3 separate regions of the Mus musculus genome follow, and all the other regions are linked to region 1. Evidence: chromatin contacts called from ENCODE POLR2A ChIA-PET data. All regions are on one chromosome and are shown on one strand. The core of a region is the stretch at or near the end of the contact, and the rest is flanking DNA. Distances in the headings are between cores, read along the strand shown. Region 1 holds the start of Pmf1 (polyamine-modulated factor 1). Region 2 holds the start of Tsacc (TSSK6 activating co-chaperone). Region 3 holds the start of Lmna (lamin A).

Evidence for each region. ChIA-PET counts read pairs that join two places held with the same protein, here RNA polymerase II (POLR2A).
Region 2: POLR2A ChIA-PET joins it to region 1 with 25 read pairs in embryonic stem cell. The contact joins the promoter of Tsacc here to the promoter of Pmf1 in region 1. POLR2A ChIA-PET finds 5 or more read pairs at or near these places in 3 of 5 experiments (Patski and embryonic stem cell).
Region 3: POLR2A ChIA-PET joins it to region 1 with 43 read pairs in Patski. The contact joins the promoter of Lmna here to the promoter of Pmf1 in region 1. POLR2A ChIA-PET finds 5 or more read pairs at or near these places in 4 of 5 experiments (Patski and embryonic stem cell).

What each region holds. Positions count from the first base shown.
Region 1 is chr3:88,407,684-88,412,172 of GRCm38, reverse strand. It overlaps Pmf1 (polyamine-modulated factor 1), which reads left to right and starts at 1,776. Exons shown (of 5, transcript NM_025928.4): 1 at 1,776-2,017. The coding sequence starts at 1,866. Slc25a44 (solute carrier family 25, member 44) reads left to right here. Exons shown (of 4, transcript NM_178696.5): 4 at 1-1,679.
Region 2 is chr3:88,294,325-88,298,813 of GRCm38, reverse strand. Tsacc (TSSK6 activating co-chaperone) reads left to right here and starts at 1,815. Exons shown (of 4, transcript NM_001357024.1): 1 at 1,815-1,990; 2 at 3,364-3,423. The coding sequence starts at 3,387. Cct3 (chaperonin containing Tcp1, subunit 3 (gamma)) reads right to left here and starts at 1,679. Exons shown (of 14, transcript NM_009836.1): 1 at 1,548-1,679. The coding sequence starts at 1,578.
Region 3 is chr3:88,500,833-88,505,321 of GRCm38, reverse strand. Lmna (lamin A) reads left to right here and starts at 1,970. Exons shown (of 12, transcript NM_001002011.3): 1 at 1,970-2,574. The coding sequence starts at 2,219.

The DNA of each region.
Region 1 (4,489 bases), core at 527-3,026:
TCCTATGTGTAGCTGAACATCTGTGAATGAGCCAACTCACCCTCATAGCTCAGTCTGCTGTCAGACCCCACTCCTTGGAGAAGTGGAAAACTGTGACACAGATCCCAATTCTTTATCCCCCTTCCCTGTCCCTCAGGCCCGGGAACCGCATGAGCTGCTGGCCTTCATTGGCCCAGGTGACTACAGTAGAGGGGCATAGTTATAAGTGGGTCAGACTTACTAGAGAACACTGTCCTTGGAACTTTGCCCTGAAGCCAGGTTGGGAAAGAGCCACTGGCTTGGATGTGTGTTCCTCACTCTTATCTCCTCAGGCCAGCTGAGCCAAGCCCTGGAGGTACAACGGAGGTTCTGAGCCCGAGGCAGCAGTGCCACAGGCACACCTGCCACCCAGATGAATAGCAACAGGTGTCTCACAGTGGGACTCTGGAATATGAACTATCCTTTTTTTTCTTGTCCTTGGTTGTGAAGTATCATCCCAGTCATGGTACCCTGTGCTGGCAACAGAAAAAAAAAAAAAATACAGTCAGGAAGGCACCCAAGGCCAGGTCCACCTGGTTACCAGCCTCTTACTGCCAAAACCATTGATGCTTTCCTCAGGAGCGTCCCTCTTCCCTGCCTCTACTGAGCCTGTGTTGGTGGCAGAGAGGCACATCCAGGAATGGGAGGGAAGAAAGCAGGCAGATCTTGCTCTTCAGCCTGGGAGATGCTTGGGAAATGCCATGGTGCCAAATTGGAAGGTGCTAACTGAAGCCTTCATGTTTCTCACGGCTGCTCCACATTCTTCCATCCTGACTTGACCCAGTCTCCACACACACACCTCCTACTACTCGCTGTAGTCTGTATTTGTTTCCTTCTGAGCCCTCTACTAATGTCTCAGCATTTTGGTTTGTTTTTTGAGACAGGGTCTCATATATCCCAGGCTGGGTTTGAATTCATTATGTAGCAGAGGGTAGCCTAGAACTCTTCATCTTCCTCCACCTCCTAAGTTCCAGGTTTACAGGACGCCGCCAGGCCCCACTTCCTGCACTTTATTGAGAGAGCCCTTCAATCTTGCCCATAGTCATCTGAAGGGTGAAGCCCACAGATCATTTTAAATCCTTTCGCTCCTCACCTCTACCTTAAGACCTATCAATACAGTGGAGCAAGGGCCCCTCTCAGGCTTTCACTATCAAGACCTTTGTGATTGGACAGCTCTGCTCTTTGGTCTTTCCTAACGGGGCAGAGTGTGGACATAGGTTCCTCCCACCTTTCATACCTTAGGTTACTCCTTCCCGACTTTTCTTGTCCGGTGTTTAAGCCTCTCCCTTTCTTGTCCTATCTCCCTTTCCTTCTTTCCCCTTGTGTTTGAAAGGACCTTGGATATAAAGGTAAAAGGCACCCCCGTGTCGGAACTCCTACTCTCCCAAGGTCAGGGTCTGGGATTGGCCTTGGTGAAGATGAGCCAGTGGGCGGCCATTTTTCCAAAACTGGAGACCAAAACAGCTAGAAATGTTGACCCATTGGTCAACACACAAATTAGAAACTCGGCAAGACAGGAGGGCTGGATAGAGGCACATGGGAAAGAATGCACATTCAGCATTAGCTAGAAATGGACTCGAGGAGATTAGCTGCGAATATTCACTGTTGCACTGTATGAGATCTTTGAAATGTAATTAAAAGTTTTTATTGAGCCCCTAAACTCTGGCTTTTGGGTTTTGTTTTCTGCCCTTCCCCCCCTCCCTCCCCCCGGAGCTGAGAACTAATTCCTCGTCCTCGGCCACTGCCCCGCCCCATCCGGCTCCGTGACGGGCATTCCGCGGCCTCCAATCGGAGGTCCTGTTGGGAGGAGCTGCAGGGCCAGTTTATTTTGGCGGTTCAATTTCAACATGGCTGAGGTGAGCCGAGATAGCGAGGCTGCGGAAAGGGGGCCTGAGGGCTCCTCTCCGGAAGCTGTGCCAGGGGACGCGACCATCCCCAGGGTGAAACTCCTGGACGCCATAGTAGACACTTTCCTCCAGAAGCTAGTCGCCGACAGGAGGTAGGTGGCGACCAATGGGGAGAGGTGGCGGGAGGTCTGTCGCAGGATCGTAAGTCCCGCGAGATACGCTTGGCGCAGTCACGTGGGCGACCCGCCGCGGTGGAGCAGGGCTGCTCCCCTGAAACCTCTCGCCGCGGTTTGCGGAGGAGTAGAGGGAAGGTCGGATTGCAGTTGCTGTCTTCTCCACCGTCCCGCAAGGCAGCAGCCTGGGGCCCGCGGCAGCCTTAGGGCAGCCGACGTCCTTCCCCAGAGGTCATCTGCTTACGTAGACCTAACGCGCCAGGGCGCCAGATGAGCGCAGAGCTCTGCTGGCTGGAGCGCGCGGGAGGTGGCAAGCACTGAGCTTGCAGTCTTTTTTTTTTTTTTTTTTTGAGAAAGGATTTCTCTGTAGCCCTGGCTGTCCTGGAACTCACTCTGTAGACCAAGCTGGTCTCGAACTCAGAAATGAGTGGCTGTCCTTACAGGCTGGTGTGCCAGGCCTCATAACCAGGAATGTCCTGGGCTCAGTGGTAAGAGCACTCGTTGATCTTGCAGATCTTGCAGCGCACCTACATGGTGGTTCACACCCACTTGTAACTCCACTTCCAGGGGATCTGACACTATTCTGGTGGGCATTAAGCATGTACATGGTGCAAATACATACGTGCAGGCAAAATACCTAGACATAAACATGACCGAATCAAATTAACATTTTAAAAAAAGGAATGTTAGCCGGGCAGTGGTGGCGCAAGCCTTTAACCCCAGCACTTGGGAGGGAGAGGCAGGCGGATTTCTGAATTTGAGGCCAGCCTGGTCTACAGAGTGAGTTCCAGGACAGCCAGGGCTACAGAGAAACCTTGTCTCAAAAAAAAAAGACTATAGGCTCAGTGCTCGCCACCTCCCATGCCTTCCCGCTCCAGCCAGCAGAGCTCTAGTGACTTCCACAGTGACTAGAGGAAGACTGGACATGCTGGCTTCAGGTGGACCTCAAATTCTTGCCCTGCTGTCCTTTTCGTTGGCCTGGCTAAGGCCCAACTGCCAGAAGTGCCAATCTTAGGTTTCACAATATAAAGATGCAGTCGCACATGGCCCTGCTATCTGCACTCCCCTGCCTTGTCTCTCCAAAAGCGAAATCTTTTTTTTTTTGGTCCTGGCAGTCTCCTGGACCTTCTGAAACAGTCTTTCTCTTTAGCTGCAGCAAGCAAGGGATTCCTTTTCTGTGTCTTGTGACATTTGAACCTGCCAGAAGAGACTGGGTTGGTGGTATTAGTGGAGCCCAGGGTAAAGGCCAGTTAGTACTATTCAGAGAGAAGCCAGGTCTCCCACCAGGACACAGTGCAGCCAGCAGCTTGTTACAGAGGAGTGGGTCCCATGAGGCTGAGGGGCTAAGGTCTTACCATATCCTGATCCAGTGCTATGGCCTGGGATGCTCTAGGCAGGGTGTGATTTATATAGTTATGTTAAGCCCAAGGAAAGAGCGAACATCAATTGTGCCTCAGTTGCTGGCATTTTAAACTAAAGAAAGGCAAGGAGGTGAGGGCGATGGGACTCAGTGGTAGGTAGGGCTCAGTGATGGAGCTGCTGGGAGGCCTGGGGCTCTACCTCCAGGCTCAGAAATAGCAAAGCTGGTTGGCATTCAGGAAACAGTACTACACAGAAAGAGTAGTTTTATGTATGAGCCATAGAAACTCCCTACCCACTCTGCAGGTTCAGGTAATTGGTCGTGGTGAGAATTCATGTCTGAGTGCAGATCTGCCTGTCCAGATCTCCTCTTACTCTGTCTTCACGGTTTCTGCCTTCGTCAGGCTGCGTCATCTTAGTCTTACCTCCCAAGTCCGTCCTTTTGAGTCAACCTGTGCAGGTCTTAGTCTCTGCTTCAATCCCTTTGGCCCTTCTATAGTTCAGATTCTTGGGTTCTCCCTTCTCTGAATGGTGGAGTGTACATTCTAGCTGGCTTCATCACATCCCAGCTGAGCGGCCTTGGACAAGCTTCTGTCTACCAGTTCTTGGTCATCTGAGTATTGGGGATGATGGTAATGGATGGTCATCACAAGGATCCTGTGAGGACTTGATAAGCTAACTCACCTAGAATGCTTAGGACAGGGCCAGGTACCAGTCAGTCTTCCAACCGTTCCCATGACAACTGCATCTTTGCCCATGTACACAATACATAGCCCTTGAGCAGCCACCTCCTTAATATTCCAAGCTTATTTCCCTGAAGTCTGGTCTATATCTCCCTATGTGTGTATGGAGGTCGGAGGATAACTTTCACAACCATTTCTCTGTCATTTCTTTCTACCTTGTGAATCACAGGGGTCAAACTCAGGTCACCGGGCTTGGCAGAAATTACCTTTACCCATTCAGCCTTTAGAAACATGATCACTCCCTAGCTGAGACTTGACCATTAGATTAGGCTAGCAGGCCATCAGTTCCCAAGGATCCCCCCAGCTCTGCCTCCTGAGCCCTGGGACTTTACATGGGTGCTGGGTACCA
Region 2 (4,489 bases), core at 566-3,065, 110 kb after region 1:
GAGCACTGATGCAGATGGATTTCTGTGACTTGAACACCAACCAACTTGGTTTATAAAGTGAGTTAGTTCCAGGCTAGCCAGTTACGAAGTGAGATGGCCTGGTAGTTAAAACCTTTGGAAGCTCTTGCAGAGATCTCTGCATTCATTTCCAGCACCAACATGGTAGCTCACAATCATCTCTAACTACAGTTCCAGGGGATCTGATGTCCTTTTCTGGTGTCTGCAGGCACAGACATAGAGGCAGGCAAAAAACACAGATAATGAGAGAACCCCCGGTATAATAAGAGATAACCTGAAATGCTTCAACTTCATAGTCTTGACCAGTACTTTCCTTGTATGCATGCTTACATATTTCCAGTGATTCATATCTTGAGTGCCCTGAATGGGCCTCAGTAGGACAGTGATTTTTCACAAGACTGCACACCCCTTACAACATCCCCGGGAAGAGGAGCCACAGAGTCTCAAAGATTAGTGACCAAGAAAGTCTGCTTGTGAGGCTGGAAAGATGGTTCAGCTTCAATTCCCAGCCCCTCAAGGTGGCTCACAACTGCCTGTAACTCCAATTCCAGGGAATCTTGGTGCCATACACAGACGAAAACAAACAAAATATCAATCACAAGCCAAGGAATCTCACGATAGAACAGGAAAAAGACTAAAGCCTGAGAGCCACCCTGTAGGTAAACTTCTCTCAGGAGACTAGAGCAGAAAATAATGACTTCTTACAAATCTGGCCTGCTGCTTAAAACCTCATGGACTCGTCTACGAGTGTGTAGGAGAGGTAGTGTCACTGAACACCTTTGTCTCTCCTCCCAGTGTGGCCAGACTAAATCTGTTTTTCTCTTTACTATGTTTAACTTTGACCCAGGCTTACTGAGTTATTCTCAATAGCTCAGGTAACTGACAAGGAACTGGTGCTCTTTACTGAGATGAGTGGCGTTCCCTAAAGAGGAAAGAAAACCAGGAAAGGAATTTGGGAGAACTGGCTGGTGGGAAAGATCACATCCAAGATCGGGAACGCCAGGAATGTCATTTCCGAACAAGGGTTGCTGAATGACCGCTACTGAAAAGATGCCACTTCCGATTCGATCTGCCGGTAAAGGCAGCTTTTACTTATCAACTTAACAACTCTACTACAGCCTCCTAAATACTGATGCTAAAGTATCAATCAAGCGAGTTGCCGTTAAGTCACGCCTCTACGGAGGGATGGACCGAGCATAGGAAGCAAGGCCTACCGTTAAGAACCATCATTACTATCTACACGGAAATCATGCTGTAAAGGACACGGGGGCGTGGAGGGTGGCGACTAAAGAACCGAACGCGAATAGGATGAAGCACACGTAAAGACTAGCGACTCCGAGAGCGGAAAGTCATTTTGTCAAAAGAAGGCGACAGGAGAGGCAAGAGAAGAAAAGTGGGGAAGGAGCTTGGTCCAAGGCGAAAAGACCACTGGAAGGCACGAGGGCCGAGTCATGGCGGGACGGAGCTGGGCAACACTGGCCAGCTTGGGGAGAGAGGGGCGGAGAGAGACATCCCTTCCCTGAACTCACTGAGCACGAGCACTGGACGGTGGCCCATCATGGCGGCACGACGCAGAGCCGACTCTCCAGAGCTGGGGGGAATCGGCAGAACCTTCTGGAGAGAAGAGCAGCGAAGAAAACGCTGCCTCCTCAGGAATGACACAGAAACCTGCTAACCTCTGAAGTGCCGCCAATCACCAAACTCATTTTATTGATTGACAAAAACATAGGCCAATCGACAGTATTAGCCCCGCCCTCTACGCAAGAAAGGCAAGGCAAGTTAGATAGAGAGGGCATGATGTAGGGGACTGGGAGACGCAAGCGCTTGCGCACTGGCGTGGCCGCTCCCGGCCGCGTGCGGCCAGAATGTCTGCGCAAGCGCCAAAGCACGGGCAGTTAGCTGGCTCGCTACAGCGCATGAGTACCCACTAGAGGGTGGGTGCTGGGGTGGAGGCTTTGGATTAATGCTGTAGGTAAGATCATGAAGCTCTGTTTTGTCCATCGGTTCTCGTCCGACCGTGAAGGCCAAGGAAGGCATGATAGTTCTCTACTTTTTATTTCAGCCTTAGCGGTAGGGAGGAGTAGAGGAGCCAGAAATACCCGTCGTGGCCCGAGAGATTGAGGCAGTGTAAAAGTGGAAGTTGTCCTACGGGGCGGGGAGGCAACGACTCGGCTCCCCGCCTCCCCGGAGCATGCTGGGAGTTGTGGTTTACTGCTCTAGACGCGCTGGTTTTCTTTTTTAAAGAAAAGGAAGGAAAATTCTTGTTCTTTAGATGTACCTATTTTTTATTTTATGTGTATGGTTGTTTTGCCTGTGCGTATGTAGGTGCACCACTTGTGAGAGGCGATCAAGCGGGAGTCTGATCCTCTGGAACTGGAATTGATTGTGAACCGCCACGTGGGTGCTAGGAAGTAACCCTGTCTGCGGGACCATCTATTGCTCTTAACTGTTGAGCTATCTCTCCTGTCCTAATGTCTTACTTCTTAGAAAAATACGTTGAGTCTAAGGCAAAAAGACATAAAGGAGGATCGCTCACATTTCCCCCGAATATCCTAAGTCGTGTTTCTTGCAGTATTATGAGTCTTCTTCGCCCCCTCCCCCCCAGCCTGGTCACTGGTTAGTGACAAAAGAAACTAGAGTTTTTGTTTTTTTAATTACCGTATTATCTTTACCAGAGTTCTAAGGCTGGCCTAAAACTCGTCGTAAAGACCAGGCTGATCTCAAACTGGAGACAAGCCTCTTGCCAGATCACCCCATATAGGAAAAAGACAAAACAAAACAACAAAAAAAATAAGGCTAGTAATTAAACAGAAGTCTCAAAGAGTCATGACATGTTTGTGATAGATTTAAAGTTCGTATTTGGTATGCTTTGTCTTCTGCAGTGAAAAGGCACTAACAAAAACTGCCGAAGGGAATTGGAGAAAAATTAACAATTTCAGAACAGTTGTTTGTTTGGTGTGGTAGCACACCCCTGTAATAAACTCCAGAGGCTGAGTCAAGAGGATAGCGATTTTCAGTGGCTTCAGTCTCCCTGGACCACATAAGGGAGGCAGCCTGGAGGGAAGGCTCAGTGGGCTTAGAGGGTATATTGCTCTTGCAGAGAACCTCAGCACAATTCCTTGAACTGATGTCTGGCTGCTCACAGTCACCTCTCACTCAAGGGAGATCTACTCATATATGTACATATTCACATAATTAAAACTTAAAAATTTTACATTTAAAACCAGACACCTCTATGAGATAGTGTATACACTGTTATATACTGTTACACTTCGGGCTTTCAGGGGAGTGCTTAGGAAAGAAGACACTGTTGTTTGACCATGTGACCCTATTATTCTTTCCCAGGCACCAGACCTGTTGCTGTCAAGATGGAGCAGCACACTAGTAACCCTACTAAGGAAAAAGGTGTGTCACAGCCCCTGTGTCCCCTCCCTCAGAAGCCAGCCTTCCCCATTCACTCAGGGTTTCAGAAATGAAACTAAGGAAAAAGGTGTGTCACAGCCCCTGTGTCCCCTCCCTCAGAAGCCAGCCTTCCCCATTCACTCAGGGTTTCAGAAATGAAACTAAGGAAAAAGGTGTGTCACAGCCCCTGTGTCCCCTCCCTCAGAAGCCAGCCTTCCCCATTCACTCAGGGTTTCAGAAATGAAACTAAGGAAAAAGGTGTGTCACAGCCCCTGTGTCCCCTCCCTCAGAAGCCAGCCTTCCCCATTCACTCAGGGTTTCAGAAATGACTAAACATTTGCCACTAAACAGTGGCCTGCTACTTGGTTACTTGGAAAGTACTTGTGGGATATTTTTGGGTAAAGGAGATAGGTTTAACTTTGCTGGCTATGGAACTCACTATCCTTACTTGAGACAACCCTTTTGCCAGAACAGTCACATCCCAGGGATTATAGGTATGACCTACTGTGTCCAGCTTTTTTTCTTTTCTTTTCTTTTTCCTTCTTTCTTCTTTTTAAAAGAGTTGTTATATAGACCAGCATGTCCTCAAACTCGAAACAGTCCTGCTACAGCCTTCCCAGCTGCTGAGTTGACAGGCATGTACTACCTACCTGACTTTGATGAGTTATTTTTATAGCACTTGTAAAGTGTCACTAAGTAGATCACAGCTTTGCTGCCTAGAGACCCTGGCTTAATTCCATGCAACTGCCATGTGCCAGTTGTGGAATCCTGACCAAATTTTATTAACATGGGATTCCTCAAGTACAATGCTGCTAATACTGGCTACCTAGGACCATTGAAAAGGATATGTCGGGGCACTGCAGAGGTGGCTCGGTGGGTAAAGTCCTTGCTATGCATACCTGAGGATCTGAGTGTGGCTCCTCTAAATCATATAAAAGGCCAGATATGAGCCGGGCGTGGTGGCGCATGCCTTTAATCTCAGCACTCAGGAGACAGAGGCAGGCAGATTTCTGAGTTCGAGGCCAGCCTGGTCTACAGAGTGAGTTCCAGGACAGCCAGGGCTATACAG
Region 3 (4,489 bases), core at 721-3,220, 93 kb before region 1:
GGGGGTGGGTAGGAAGGGCTGAGACAGCGGGAACAGGGAACAGCATGAGCCCCACTGCTCACGTTCCACCACTGGCTCACCCACCCGCCTCTGCTTCTTGGTTAGGAAGTAGGGGAGGGAGAAGCAGAAGAAATGGTTTTTGCTGTTGTTTTGTCTGGGAAGTTGAATGGCAACCACACAGCCCGAGGGACTACAGGGAAAGGAAGCCATGTCCTAGGTTCCCTCCCCTAGATGCATCCTGGGTCCTCACCACACTGGAGTCACCCTCACAGAAATAAGAACTCTCCCAGAACCCAGCGCAGTGGCAGTGGCACGTGCCTTTGATTCCAGCACTCTGGGGGCAGAGGCAGGCAGATCTTTGAGTTCGAGGCTGGCCTGGTGTACAAAATGAGTTCTAGGACAGCCAGAAGTTCATAGAGAAACTCTGTCTTGAAAAAACAAAGCGCCAGGCGCACGCCTTTAATCCCAGCACTCGGGAGGCAGAGGCAGGTGGATTTCTGAGTTCAAGGCCAGCCTGGTCTACAATGTGAGTTCCAGGACAGCCAGAGCTATACAGAGAAACCCTGCCTCGAAAAACCAAAAAAAGAAAAAAACAAAAAAACAAAAAAACAAACCCCCCCCCCACCACCAACAACAACAACAAAAAAAAAAACAAAAAAAAACAAAAAAAGCAGCAGCAACAACAAAATCTCTTAAGAGTCCCAACTCAAGCCCACTGCCTGGACCTGCAGGAACTGCAAGCTAATCAGCAATGGACAGGGGAAAGCACATGGCAAAAGGGGAAGGAACATGGCAGAAGGGGATGCCAGGGCCAGTAAGGCTTAGGCTAGGGTTACAGGAGAGGATTAGACAGCTGATCGGGAGTCTTTGATGGAGGCTGGAGACCCCGGGACATGGAACCAGGGGACCAGGTTACTGTATTGGGAGATCATCTAGTCAGGGCCCACCCAGAACTGGCTAGACAGGCATGCAGTGGCTGAGGAGGGGGTAGCTTTGCTGTTCTTGCTCACACCGTTTAAGATGGAACCAGGATGGAGACCCTGCATTAACAACCCTCTGACCCCGTTCCTCTTTTCAGGCCCTTCTCGAAGCCACAAAAATCTGGAACCTGGTGTCCTGGCCATGTGCTGAATGCACGCACAGCACAGCTCTGGTATCTGTTTTAAATTATCCATTAAAATAAGTACAGTCCTGGAAAAAAATAAGTACAGTCTTGGATTTGGTTGGGTGGAGTGAGCTGAAGAAAGGGGCTGAAACGAGGGATTTCAGCAGCCCCTTTTTCCAGCTGTCTAGGTCCAAATGAAAGGGGAGGGGGGAGTGGGCGGGGCCAACTTCTGGCTTCTATTCTTGGCCTTCTCTTGGGGACTGAGGCTTATTTCTTAGATCTAAAACCCAATGTTTGGTTTTAAAGCCAAAAATATAAGGGAAGTGCATAGGTTTGGGTTTTGTTTTTTGTTTTTTCCCGAGGTCCTTGATCTTTGCCCCCAAATTTGAGGGCATAAAGTAATCCCTCAGTTACCTAAAAACACAGCCATTCCTTTGCCATTCCACTCTCCTGGATTGGCCGCTTCTGTGCGCGGGGGAGAGGTGACTCACTATTACTACTGAGGAAAGGGGAGCCAGTGGTGGAAGTGGGGTGAGTCACTGATGGGCAGCAGCTTCAGCCCTCCCCCCAACTTCCTTGGCTCTCTGGGGATGCCTGATCCTCTCCCTCACTTTGCACCTACTTCCCCTGGTCCCTCACCACTACCCTTTGCCCACCCACTCAAATTCTTTGGCTCTGCTCTTTACTCCAGAAGGCCAAAGGCAAGCTTAGAGTTGAGTAGGCAGGAACCAACATTGTGAAGCCCCAGGCCAGAAAGGGGTGTTCTGCAGAGTGAGGGTTGGCATGCTGGCTCCTCCTCACCATACCTGCCCCCGCCCCTTTGGGTACAGGATGGCTCCTTTAAGAGCAGTGGATCCACCCCCTGTAGAGGAGGGCCTATTAGAGCCTCTGCCTGGCTGTCAGTGACTCAGTGTTCGCGGGAACGCTGCCTCAGCCTCAACACCAGCCAACCCAGATCCCGAGGTGCGCCAGCGCCCAGCCCAGATCTCCACGCCTGCCAGGAGCGAGCTTCGCCGGCTCGCTGTCCCCCTGAGCAGCCTCTGTCCTTCTGTCCAAGTCCCGCGCCCTTCTCGGGACCCCTGCCCAGCGGGCAGCACTGTCACCCTGCCGGCCATGGAGACCCCGTCACAGCGGCGCGCCACCCGCAGTGGGGCGCAGGCCAGCTCTACCCCACTGTCGCCCACTCGGATCACCCGGCTGCAGGAGAAGGAGGACCTGCAGGAGCTCAATGACCGCCTGGCCGTGTACATCGATCGCGTGCGTTCCCTGGAGACCGAGAACGCGGGGCTGCGCCTTCGCATCACTGAGTCTGAAGAGGTGGTCAGCCGAGAGGTGTCCGGCATCAAGGCGGCCTACGAGGCCGAGCTGGGGGATGCCCGCAAGACCCTTGATTCTGTGGCCAAGGAGCGCGCCCGCCTCCAGCTAGAGCTGAGCAAAGTGCGTGAGGAGTTCAAGGAGCTGAAGGCTCGGTGAGTGAGGCCCGGCCGGCCGGCACCAGGGAGGCAGCAGTCGCCTGTAACTGGCCATCTAGTCCCCTCCCTCCCCGGAACTGCCTCCCGCGGGTGACTGGCAGTGCCAAGGGTAATAGACATGATAGGACATAGAAGGGAGGGGGTCTCTGTGAGAGGGTGGGGGATATAAAGAGTGGTGGGGGCATTGAGACCAAGTAGCGTTGGTGACAGGGCCTATGCTGTCAAGGTGGGATTTTTCAGTCATTTGGAGCTTGGGGGATGGGCTTGAGGAAGGTAGAACAGGCTCTACCAGGTCTTGGAACTCCCGAACGCCGCCCGGGACACATCAGAATGGGTGAAAGGGTTTTATTAGAACTTTCTTGGTAGGTTTGGCACTTTGCCAATCTTGCCCAACGTGGCTCTGAACACATGATGTCCACTAAGACATAGCGCCCACACTGACATTTGTCCAGTGGTACTGTAATGGAGTTACCAAGGCTGCATAGCCCCTTTCTCCCATGGCTGTGTAAGCACGGCCTTCTCCTGGTTCTTTCTAGGAGCTGAGAATGTCTGGAGCTTTTCCTAGACTCTCAGGCCCACCAGAAGCACACCAGGAGATCTGCTCCCCCGCAGCTCCCACAGCCCTTGGCCTCCCTGGTCGAGGAATGCAAGGGAGGGTGGGGAGGGAGACCGGGCACAGAAGCTAATGGCTCTGGAAATTCTGTTATGCCTGAGTCGGGGACACCCCAGTCTGGGCCCTCTCTGTTTGGTGACTTAAGGGTTTTGGAAGCTCTGTCCTTTCCTTGCTCAGCCAGCGAGCCACTTTCATTTTTCTAGTCAAGCCAGACTTTACTCTGGCCCATCCTCTGAACTGTTGATGTCTTGATCTTACTAAACCTCTGGAATACAATGACATTTTTGAAATCCAGCCGTTAGGGAGCCTCAGGCCACTCCCATTGCACCCATCCCTACCCCACCCTACCCCACCCTACTTGGCTCCACCTACTTTCTAAAAAGGCTTTCCAAAGCCTGGAAGTTTGGGCTCTTGCTCCCTGTACTTCCATTTCGCTCTGTGTCTGTGGTCTTTTCTTCTATGTTGTAGACCCAAGACAAAGAGCTTTGGACATTGGACGTGCGCACTGATACCTAAGGGGCTGGTAGCTTTGACTTCTCTTCCTCTTTTTCCTTTTTGCATTATCTTCTGACAAAACCCACTGTGTATCTGTGGTTGGTCATTCTATTCCTTACCAGATTCCAGCCCTAGGTGGTGAGTATGGCAAGCCCATTGCCTCAAGTGTGAGCAGAGGTCATGTGCACAGATGGGTCCAGCTTTTCTTTCTGCTAACAGGAATTAGCTGCCTTTTCATCCATCCACTAGGGATATGAACACCTTATCAAGAAATACATGAGGCAAGTTAGAGGAGTCCCAGTGAGTTAACTAGTTAGTGATCTAAACTAGTTAAGTCAGCCACCAAAGCTCTTGCAGATCCTGGTGTAGAACTTGTATAGTAGATGTGGGGACAGGGACAGTGGAATCTATAGCTTCTTGTTCATCTAGCCATGCCAGTCTCCTGCCCCCAGTGCAGCTGTCCAGCCTGGGACACCAGGTGGTGTGTACACACGTTGGGTAGGGGCTGGGTGATGTGTGGACTTTTTAAATTTAGCCACCTGCCTCTATTCTCCACTGATGGTAACTGAGGAGGCTGGGCTTCCGGGAAGGGGGTGGGTATACACACCTAGGTCCCTGCTGGTGGGGTGGAGCAGAGGCTAAGTGCCTGACCTTCTGTGTCCATCATAGAAGACCACGGCTGCTACCCCTTTCTATAGCTGTTGAGCTCAGACTGAGGTGGAGAAATGCCCTGGAAGTCTGGGGAGGATGAAAGGCATTGTCCAGTAGCCCCTCCCACCAGGGGCCGGGTAGGGAAAAGTGACC